2 separate regions of the Homo sapiens genome follow, and region 1 is linked to region 2. The links are chromatin loops, found by intact Hi-C in ENCODE. Cell type or tissue: mammary epithelial cell. All regions are shown on one strand. Links, peaks and the distances in the headings refer to the core of each region. The heading gives the core; the rest is flanking DNA.

Region 1 (5,389 bases), core at 267-5,266, 54 kb before region 2:
AACTTATGAAAAGATACTCATCCCTCTCATACAATGAAAATTAAGACTACACAGAAATAGCATTTCTCACCTATTTGGTAAAAATTCAAAAGCTTAATAATACACCAGCTTCTGGGGAAACTGTAGAGAAACAGGCACTCTCTCACATTGCTATAATGAATGTGCAGTATGTTTCAACTTCTAAGGAATGCAATTGTGTAATATCTATCAAAATTATAAATGCGAAATATCCATTGTTCTTTATCCATTGACAGATGAGTAGATAAAGAAAATGTGGTATATACGTACAACAGAATATTAGTCAGCCTTAAGAAAGAGAGAAATTCTGCCATTTGTGGCAACATGGTTATACATTAAGTAAAATAAGTCAGATACAGAAAAACACTGTATGATTTCACTTATATGTGGAATCTAAAATAGTCAAACTCATAGAAGCAGAGGGTAGAATGGTGGTTGCCAAGAGCTGGGGAGAGGGGAGAATGAGGAGTGATGGTTAAAGGGACAAAGTTTCAGTTATGCAGGAGAATTTAATACCTGAGATCCAACATATAGCATAGTGCCTATAGCAAGCAATACTGTATTGTATACTTTAAAATGCTAAGGGGGTAGATTTTACATTATGTTATTATTTTATCTTACCACAAAATAATAATAATAAAGAGAGCAGAAGGAAACTTTGGGAGGTGATGGATATAATTATGGCCTGGATGATTGCGATGGTTTCATTGATGTGTGCTTTTATTCCAAAACCTATTGAGATGAATACATTAAATATATACAACTTTCCATATGGCAATAATGCCTTGAGAAATGGTTTAAAAAATGCAAATGCATTTACATTTTGACTTGTATCTAGTAGTATCTTACTACTAGGACTTTATCTGATAGATATTCCTGCATATGTTCAAAATGACTTTTGTTAGTTATTCACTGCAGCATTGTTTAAAGGAGAAAAAATTAGAAAGCTCCCAAATGTGCATTCATAAGAGACTGGTAGACGGATTGCAATTAAAAATGAATGAAGAAGCTCTCTGCCTATTGATCTGGAAAGAAACCCAGGATATATTAATAAAAGCAAAGCAAAGGATTATGAGCATACTGTGTTACCTTTATATAAGAAAGAGATGGAGTGGGGACCAACAACTAAATTCATGCCTATATTTACATTAAAGAAACACTGGACAGATACTAAAGGAAGTAATAGAAGTTGTTGCTGGGACAGCCAGGTGAGAAGGACTCCCTGGCAGAGCTTCCAATCAGCCTGCGTACTAGGAGGAATGTACAATGGGATATAGTCACAGAAGTTTGCACCATTTGCAGCCCCTCATCTTCCTGTGTGGAACCTGGGATTCAAGCTGACAGGCAGGAAGCACACTAGCAGTAACTCTGGCCTTGCAGAGATTCTCTGTTCCCCTTTTTTTCCTTTTCCCCCAGTGAAACCCTACCTCACTCACCCTTAAAATCATCTGCAAGCCTAAATTTTCTTGGCCGTGGGACAAGACCCCATCTTTAGCTGAACTAAGGAAAAGTACTACATCATTTTCAATATGAGATTTGGGGGATGGGATAGAGTAGATAGGAATAGAGGTAGGGTAGAAATGAGGTTTATACAAGTCTATAGTATTTACCTGTCTGAATATATATCTTTTAAAGTAAATAAATGAAAGCCTAAAAAAAGGTCAATTAAATTTTTTAGTAAGTTACTAAAAGAGAAATTGCCATTTATGAGAGAAATTATGGGGGGACATGATGCAGAAATTTTTTTGTGGAGGTCCCACTGATATTTAAGTGGACAAGGTCCATGGATGGATCTGAAGGTGTCTATTGAACCTTGAAATTGAATACAAAGTGTTAGCTCTCTTCCCATATGTGCATATCTCCAGGGGAATTATCTATAGTTCTCATCAGATTATCAAAGAACCCCATAATGCAAAACAAGTTACAAAACTAAAAATTTAGGAAAGTCTCTAGACTTACTTTTCCTGAATATCAAGATACTATATGACTTGGTTGTTATAAATATAAGGTCTGGATTCAAGAGACCTGGGATTACCATCAAACTTCACCGCTTACTAGTCGTGTGTCCCTGGGCAATTTATTCAAACTTTCTGGCCTCGCTTTTCTTATCTGCTATAGAAAGAAAATAGTAATATCTACTTAACATGATACTGTAAGGATTAAACTAAATAATGCATGTAAAGTGCTTAGCAAAATGCCAGACATGTAAGCACTCAAAAAATAGAGCCTACTATAATCATTCAACTTAATATCAGTACTGTGCTTACATAGCAAGTTTTGAAAGAGGTCAGATAATGCACTGAGTTTTGGACCTGTTAAATTTGAGATGCCTGGAGATACCTAAGTGGTATCTCCAGCTGAGAGCTGGATTTAAAGGCCTGGGATGCTAAAAAATGCTCAGCCATGTTATTACATTTTTGTTTTGTCTACACTCACCCTCTTGATGATCTCATCTAGTTTCATGCCTTTCAAAACCATCTATGTGCTGATGATTTACAAGTTTATATGTCCAGCTCAGACTTGTCCCTTAAAGTCAGACTCCAAATACCTACTCAACAAATAATTATTGGATGTTTTATAGGCATCTCAAAATTAATATGTGCAAAAACCAACTTCTAATCTTTCCCTTAACCTAACGCACCTAAAGCCTTCCACATCTTAATAGTGATTCCATTTTTCTAGTTAATCCACAAATTTTGAAGACATCCTTGATTTTCCTATTTTTCTTCTACCCCACATCCAATCCATGCTATTGAGTGGTTCTACTACAAAATATATCCATATCTAATTATTTCTCCCACTCTCTCTTGCTGCTACCCAATCCCAAGCTACTAATATCTCTCTCACTAGAATTATTGTGACAGTAACCTAACTGGTTTATCTGCTTCTACTTTTCTCCTAGAATAGTAGAGAGAATCAATTCTCAGCACAGCAAACAAATGATTCTTGAAATCAGACCAGGTCCTTCCTGTGCTCAAGGGCTCAAGGGCTCCCATCTCACCTGGGAAACAACCAAGAGCCTTTTCCATGATCAAGGCCCTACTCCTTTATTTCTTTAGCCTCATTTACAGATTTTCTCCTCACCAGACAGTACCCTCCAGCTCTAGTAATCTCCGTCCTGTGCTTCTAACATATACCAGAAACAGTACTACCTTCTCACTGGAATTCTCTTCTTTCAGATATCCAACCACGTGGCTCGCTTCTTTACCTTCTTCAAGTTTTTGCTCAAATGTCATCTCAGTGAGATATTCTCTGTTCAAACCAATTTAAATTGCACTCCCCACTCTACCTGTATCCTCCTTCCTCCTTTATTTCTTTCTATATTTATCACTAATGTGCTGCATAGTTTATTTAGTTATGTTATTTATTATCTGAAATCCCTTCCGGAATAGAAGCTCCAGAAAGTTGGATAATTTTGTCTGTTGTTTTTTTTTTTTTTCCTTCTCACTCCTCCCTCCAGCCCCATTGTTTTTCCCTCAGTGCCTAGAATAGTGCCTGGCACATGGTAGGTATTCAGTAAATATCCATTTATATTTTTAATTGCTTTAACTAATTTCTTGTAGTGTACTCATTCTTCCTCTGAACTTGGAATAAATTTTGCTGGGATAGGTTAAGAGACTGAGATTCTTAACTCTGAGTCAACCCCAAATGTTCCTTTCCAATCAATATCCACTCACTGTCCAGGAGCCAGAGTACCTCATGGCTTGTCTAACTCAGAGAGGTCACTTCACCTATAAAGAGAACATCTTGCAAAGTTGGATGGTGGGTAGGAGAGAATGGTTATGGTATTTTCTTCAGGAGTCTGAGTCCCTGATCTTTGAAGCCTCCTCAAGATTCCTCTTAGTGATGTTAATCAAATCCTCTTAGCAGAACTCCTGGCCATTCCCCCTAAATTCATTGACTAATCAAAAGAATTTTCATCACTTCTTCTCCCTTCCAACTCTTAACTCAGCATAAGCTAATTTGGACAGAGATATTATAAGGTGGAGTGGTGGATAGAAGGTACTCTCTTAAGCCTAACAGTAGGAAAAATCTGAGGTCTAGTTTGCTTTAAACACCTAGCTATATTGACCTGTCTATGAACTAACGTGGCAGATATCTGAGCCTTTCAAAACTTTCTGCACCTGTTCTTGTAACACAAGCTATCATCACCAGCTGAACCAAAGCGAGAACTTGGAGACAGGGAAGAACACAGTTCTTGTTCTCCTGACTGTGCTTAAAGAAGAGGGCAGGGCATCACCAGCTAAGGAAGCCAGTAAGGTGAGACTCAACTAGGTTGACAATAAAGTTACCATAAGAGCCAGGGAAGCCAGAGGGCTCTCATGTAAATCCAAGAGACTTCTCCTATTCCATTCACCATAAATTCTCCTAAAGTCCCTTCCTCATATCTCTAGAGGCCAATCTAGAGAGGTGTGTGGAGAAGAGGCATCTGAAATACAGGGTTTTTGAGATCAGCAGTGCAATTGCATTTAACAAACTGAACTCAGTGTAGTAGCCCCTGCTACTCAGCATTATATGGGCTCATAATAAAGATGCAATTAATTATAGAAAAAAATTAGAAGTACAGATTATTTGCATATCTAAGTATAATACGCATGAGTTTCCCTCCCTGTTACATTTGTAGTTTGCAGTCTAATACCAACAGCCTGTATTTCTCAGGGGGATCCTGATGGATCTTCTGTCCGGGTCTACTTTAGCCAGGCTAGCTTCTCCATCCCTGAGGGTTGGTGAATTGTCCTGGCTTTAGTTCTTTTACTCATCCAATCATTCATTCATTTTTCTTCCAGTCATTAAAATAAATGGGGGCAATTGAGACAAAGTGAGAAGAGTCCACTTAGAGACAGAAGTGCTGGTGCCAGCCCTCACAACCACCAACTGTTACCTCTTCTGTGACTTTGAGAAATCCCTTATCTGTGAAACAGCAATAATATAACAAGCCTCAAACTACTGGGATTTGTTTTAAATAAGATAATAAATATGAAAGATTCTAGTTTGAGATCAGCCTGGGCAACATGGTAAGGCCTCTGTCTCTATAAAAGAGAGAGAGAGAGAAGAAGAGAAGAGAAGAGGAGACAGAAAGAAAAGGAAAAGGAGGGAAGAGAGGGAGGGAGGGAGGAAGGGAGGAAGGAAGGAAGGAAAGAAAAAGGAAGGAAGGAAAAAAGGAAGAAAGGAAAAAGGAAGGAAAAAAGGAAGGAAAGAGAGGGAGAAGGGAAAGGAGGGAGGGAGGAAAGAAGGAAAGAGAGAGAAAGAAAGATCTGTATTTCAAAGACCTTTGTAAACTTAAGGCATTGTTATTATAAATACTAAAAAATAACCACCAACTCATTGACCACTACATGCCAATGAAGAGTGCAAACTTGAACAAGACACA
Region 2 (5,389 bases), core at 61-5,060:
ACAAATATTTGTTTAGTGCTTAGCATACGCTGGGCACTTTACATATAGGTATGTAGTACAATAACCCCGTGAGTTAGGTATTAGTGTCCCCTTCTATCAGATGAAGAACTGAAGGTGAGAGCTATCGAGTAACTTGCCCAGAGTCGTGAAGCTCGTTAGTGGTGAAGAACAGTTTAGAATTCAAATCTGTCTGACACCAAAGACCATGGTCTTTGCACTCCATACTGGAAACCTTTGAAAGTGACAAGGAGAGCATTCCAGGCTGATACAACAAAGGCATAAATGTTGGAAAGAACAGGCAGGATATGTATGGGAAATAGAAACTAATTTTGGCTGGAGGTCGAACAAGATCACCCACTTTTCCCAAATAAGGTTGTGAATCTACTATGGGACTTGTTGATTGATTTCTTGTTAGGGTCCCAATTTCTCTAACAGTAACTTCCTCTCTCCTAGGCTCAGAGCTCATTTTTGCAGCATGACGCGGGGCACCTTTCCATATTTAGGAAGTCCAAGTGGAACCACGTGGTGCATAAATTTGTGATGTGCCATCTCAAGGTATGGGACGTCAGGGAGCATGAGGGGGATTCCTGAACATGAGTCCCTAAGGAGTGGTTCCCATATTTGTACATTGATATCAGTAAAAAATATTTATGATACCCCACAAATAAATATAAGTGTACTAACAAGGTAGATAATATGTACTAATATATAATACAACACTATAAAATATGTGCTGAAATGAGAATTTTAAATTAAATTTTTTGTGAGGATTTATTTAGTTCTATTTAAGAAGCTCTTATATTTTGTATTACCCTGGTAGACTCTTTGGCTAAATCCCTGGCACCCCCCTGCCCTAAGGGACCACCTCACAGAAGAAAGTGTGTGCCTTGAAAAATGAAGATGTGCATTGTGAAATCATAAGTGGGAATATTCTTAGAAGGGATTTTGGGCAAGGAGGAGGCAGCTATGAAGAAATAAAGGAAAAGATGCAAAACAGATACTAGTGAACAGAAAGACTAGTCAGGAAAAGCCAGATGGCTCTGTTCAAGAGTGCAGGATTGCAAAATCCAGACTGCTGGAAAAAGCAGGTAGTGATATGACAGCTGGTCTTATCCCCTCTTACTTGGGCTCCAGGAAGCAGGTACACTGTCCTATGCACCACTGCAGTGCAGCACCTAGGAGAGTGCTTGGTGCATGGCGGCGGGGGGGAGCCTTCAATAAGCTTTTGTTGAAGGAAGGAATGAAAGAAAGAAAGAAAGAAAGAGTGAATGAATGAACCAGTTAACAGTGCAGGACTTCCAAGCATGGCTTCCAGGCCTGGCTCTGACAGTGCTCATTGTGAGATCTTTAGTAAATCACATTCTATCCCTGGTCCTCAGTGTTCCCATCAGTAGTACTAGGAGTTAAACTAGATCTCTACTTTTCTAGAACTTTCTAGGGTTTGGTGACTATGTACTCTGGCCTAGAAGGGAAGCAAATGTCTCTGAGCCTTCCACTAAACCAAATCCTTGCATTCAAACCGGGATCCCTTAGGAAAAACCTATGGGCACTGACTCAGAGCCTATTAGTTCTTCCCTAACACAGTGATTTTATACATATATCTCATTCTGGTTATCTGCTTCCCCAGCCCGTAGTGGCTTGGAAGTAGCCAACTAATAAAAGCATGAAGACAATGCTGGAGCCAGGCCCACAGAGAGTAGTGAGCAGTAACTACTTACAGCAAACAATAAGGAAACACAGATGGGGACTCACATTGTGTGAGCCTGACAAGTGCCAGGTTCGGAATTTGCCCCGTTAGGCTATTTTCTCAAGTAATTCTAATGATGTGAGGATATAGCACTCCTAGTTTTCAGTTGAAATTCATGTTCAGAGGGGTTAAGCATTTAAGCCAATGGACATAAACTGGTCAGTGGAGAATTCATAGCATAGCACTAAATAATGCAGGCACTAGAGCAGAGCTGCTCAATGCTGGCTATCATTTGAAGCCACCTAAAGAAGTTATTTTTTAAAGTCCTAATGCCTAAGTACCATCTCTAGATATTCTAAATTCATCCCCAGTAGAGTCTAGACATCAGTATTTTTGGAAAGTTCCCCAGGTGATTCTAACCTACAAAAATGAACCTGCCTTCTGTGAGAATTCAGGCACTCATGAGCTGAGTCACTTTGAACAAATTACTTAATGATTTTGAACCACAGTTTCTTCAACTGTAAAATGATGATAGATGATGGCTTCAACCTGATAAGGATGTTGTTAGGATTATACGCAATACTCATGTGTCATGCTCAACAAAGTGTCTGGCATACAGGAAATGCTTAATAATTGTTAATTGTTATTAATACTAGAAACAGTCTTTCCATAATCAAAATGAAGACTCAGAATCAATAAGAAAAATATTTAATCGTTGAAGTATTAAGAAGATGGAAATAAATCACATCATCACTAAGTTGCAAGGTACCTGGAATCATCTACTTTTATCTACCCTCTCTCCCATTGAGCAGTTTGAGCCTTAAGTCAATCAGATAACACAGAGTTGGATTTTGATTCATATTGGAGATGTGTCCCCCAAAATAGTTAGAATGAATAATAAGTTGTTATTTCATGTGATAGGTCACATTTGACCAGAAAATTCCTGTGGGCATTCTATTCCACCCTCTCTTCACCAGTGTAAGATAGATTAGTCTGTTTCTGGATTCACTCAGAGATACTTAGCACAGAATAAAAGCAGAGGCAGTTTCTTCTGCTATTGTGAGTTTCAGGTAATAGACCATCCCATTTTTCCTCCTCTGTTCTGAGGAGTCAGAGGAAAGGTAAGACTCATCTGCCCTGGAGGTAGCTGGCAGTTGATTCAGTGCCAGTATGTGAAATATTTCAGATCAGCCCCACCCATGCTGGCACTTTAAAAAAAAAATCACTGCTTTCCCATTGATCCTGATTTGTACACAGCTATTTCTATGTAAGTTGTGTCTCCAGAAACAATTTTGCACTAGTCGAAATGAATATAACCTTGATGACTTGTGAACTGAGTAAGAACATGGGCAATGGCTCTAAAAGCAAATCAAGTGTACTCTGCCTTTTTTTGCAGACAAAAACAGTGACTCATGAGCAAAATGAACATTGGCTTCAACTATGTGCAGGAGAGAAAACTACCTGTGGAAAGGGAAGGTGGGCGGGGAGGATGTGACAAAGAAAATTACAATATAAACAGCAACATCCCCGCCTTAGACATGCATCACAATTTTAAAGTTTAAAATTTAACTTCATGTCAATTACCTCCCCCCACCACCGCCTGGAAAAGACACCAATATGGAGATTCTTTAGAATTTTCATTCACCAACTGTGCAAAAATGTATATGTTCTGGTCTTTCCAGTGTTTGTACAATAAAAGAGCACTTCCCAAAATAAACCATGAAATGTTTGCATACATTTTGGACTACTGTGCAATACTAAAAACAAAGTGGACTCCTTGTAGCATATTTTTCATATTCATCAGTATGTGCATATAAAAAAACTAAGAGTCAAGTCTCATTATAGGGATAGTGGGACAGAACATTTGAAATTAAGATCTTCCTAGAAAATCTGGCCTATACTGATTCCATGATGACATCCTAAAACATTTTATTTTGGTAAGGAAAAGGAAAGTGTCAAGCATGTTATTTTCTGCAATCCTCTAAGAAGCCTCATCCATTTTACAGATGAGGAAATTGCTCAAGGTCACATACCTAAATAGATGGCCAAGCAGGGATTAAATTCAGGTTGGTTTCATTCCAAAGCCTGGGTTCATTCTTTTTTTTTTTTAATACCCTAAGTTCTAGGGTACATGTGCACAATGTGCATGTTTGAAACATAGATATACATGTGCCATGATGGTTTGCTGCAACCATCAACTCATCATTTACATTAGGTATTTCTCCTAATGCTATTCCTCCCCCAGCCCCGCACCCCCCAACAGGCCCCAATGTGTGATGTTCCCCGCCCTTTCTCTACCGCACTGAGAATAGACCTAATGTGGAAATGAGGAATGACAGGGTTGTTCCTGCCTAGAATTTGGCGAAGGGGCAGCCTATTTGGCATGCCGCTGATAATCCTCTCTTGCCTGTGGAGTACTTTCTTTCCCTTGTCTCTGGATATAGTGGCTTCCAGAAAGAAGGGCCAAGGGAAGACATTTATTTGGATCACACCCATAATTACTCTGACCATTATTCTAAGCTTTACCTGTTAAGATCTGCTTCCCGTCATATCATGGATCCAAACCGGACTCCCACATTACTACTCACCACAGATAATCATTGGCTAAAAGAGTACAGTCAGCTGGCGGAAGAATCCAAACATTGGTTCTCAGGTGACTTAATTGAAAAGGAGATTCTCTCCTTATCATATTGTCCTTGTTCAGTTGTCTACTGCTCCCATTAGATTATATGTTTCCTAAGTGTGGAAACCCCATTTTATCATGTTTATCTTTATGTTCCAAATGCCTAGCTCAGTAAGTATCTGACACCTAGGACATAATTCAAAATAAATAATGAATGTGTGAATAAATACACAATTGTAAGATTAAGTAGGTCATATGCAATTTAAAAAATCTTTTATCATTTTATTTTATTTTTATTTATAATCGACACATAGTAATTGTATGTATTTATGAGCTACACTATGATGTTTCAATACATATGTACGTTGTGTAATGATCAAGTCAAGGTTATTAGGATCTTCATCACTTTAAACATTTATCGTTTCTTTGTTGTAACATTCAATATCCTCTCTTCTAGCTATCTTGAAATATATAATACCTGATTGTTAGCTACAGTCACCCTACTGCAGTGGTCCTCAATCTTTCTGGCACCAGGGACTGGTTTCATGGAAGACAATTTTCCCATGGACCAGTGGGTGGGGTGTGGTTTCAGGAGATTCAAGCACATTACATTTATTGTGCACTTTATTTCTATTATTATTACACTGTAATAATGAAATAATTATACAATTTACAATAATGTAGAATCAGTGGGAGCTCTGAGCTTGTTTTCCTGCAACTACTGGGTCCCATCTGGGGTGATGGGAGACAGTGACAGATCATCAGGCATTAGATTCTCATAAGGAGCATGTAACCTAGATCCCTCACATGTGCAGTTTACAATAGGATTTGTGCTCCTATGAGAATCTAATGCTGCAGCTGATCTCACAGGAGGCAGAGCTCAGGCTGTAATGAGAATGATGGGGAGTAGCTGTAAACATAGATGAAGCTTCCCTTGCTCGCCTGCCACTCACCTTCTGCTATGCAGCCCAGTTCCTAACAGACCACAGACTGGCACTGATTCGTGGCCCGGGGGCTGGGGACCCTTGCCCTATGTGTAATAGAACACCAAACTCATTTTTCCGGTCTAGCTGTAACTT

The links. Hi-C counts contacts between places; a loop is a spot of excess contacts. Peaks named below come from ENCODE experiments on the same cell type or tissue, not always from the same donor. Only the 100,000 strongest peaks of a DNase experiment are listed, where the experiment ranks them.
Region 1: it touches region 2 in a loop (5-fold over the local background); 4 of 110 quality-filtered maps call a loop at or near these places.

What each region holds. Positions count from the first base shown.
Region 1 is chr11:56,849,845-56,855,233 of GRCh38, forward strand. All of the region lies in intron 1 of LINC02735 (long intergenic non-protein coding RNA 2735), which reads left to right. Among named protein-coding and RNA genes, the nearest start is that of LINC02735, 4.1 kb to the left of the region's middle. In mammary epithelial cell, for the core only: no CTCF peak of the experiment used is centred there; a DNase peak (open chromatin) is centred at 2,477; H3K27ac peaks cover 285 bases.
Region 2 is chr11:56,903,955-56,909,343 of GRCh38, forward strand. All of the region lies in intron 2 of LOC105369310 (a long non-coding RNA gene), which reads right to left. It also overlaps the pseudogene FADS2B. Among named protein-coding and RNA genes, the nearest start is that of LINC02735, 58 kb to the left of the region's middle. In mammary epithelial cell, for the core only: no CTCF peak of the experiment used is centred there; DNase peaks (open chromatin) are centred at 2,167, 2,837 and 3,077; H3K27ac peaks cover 3,029 bases.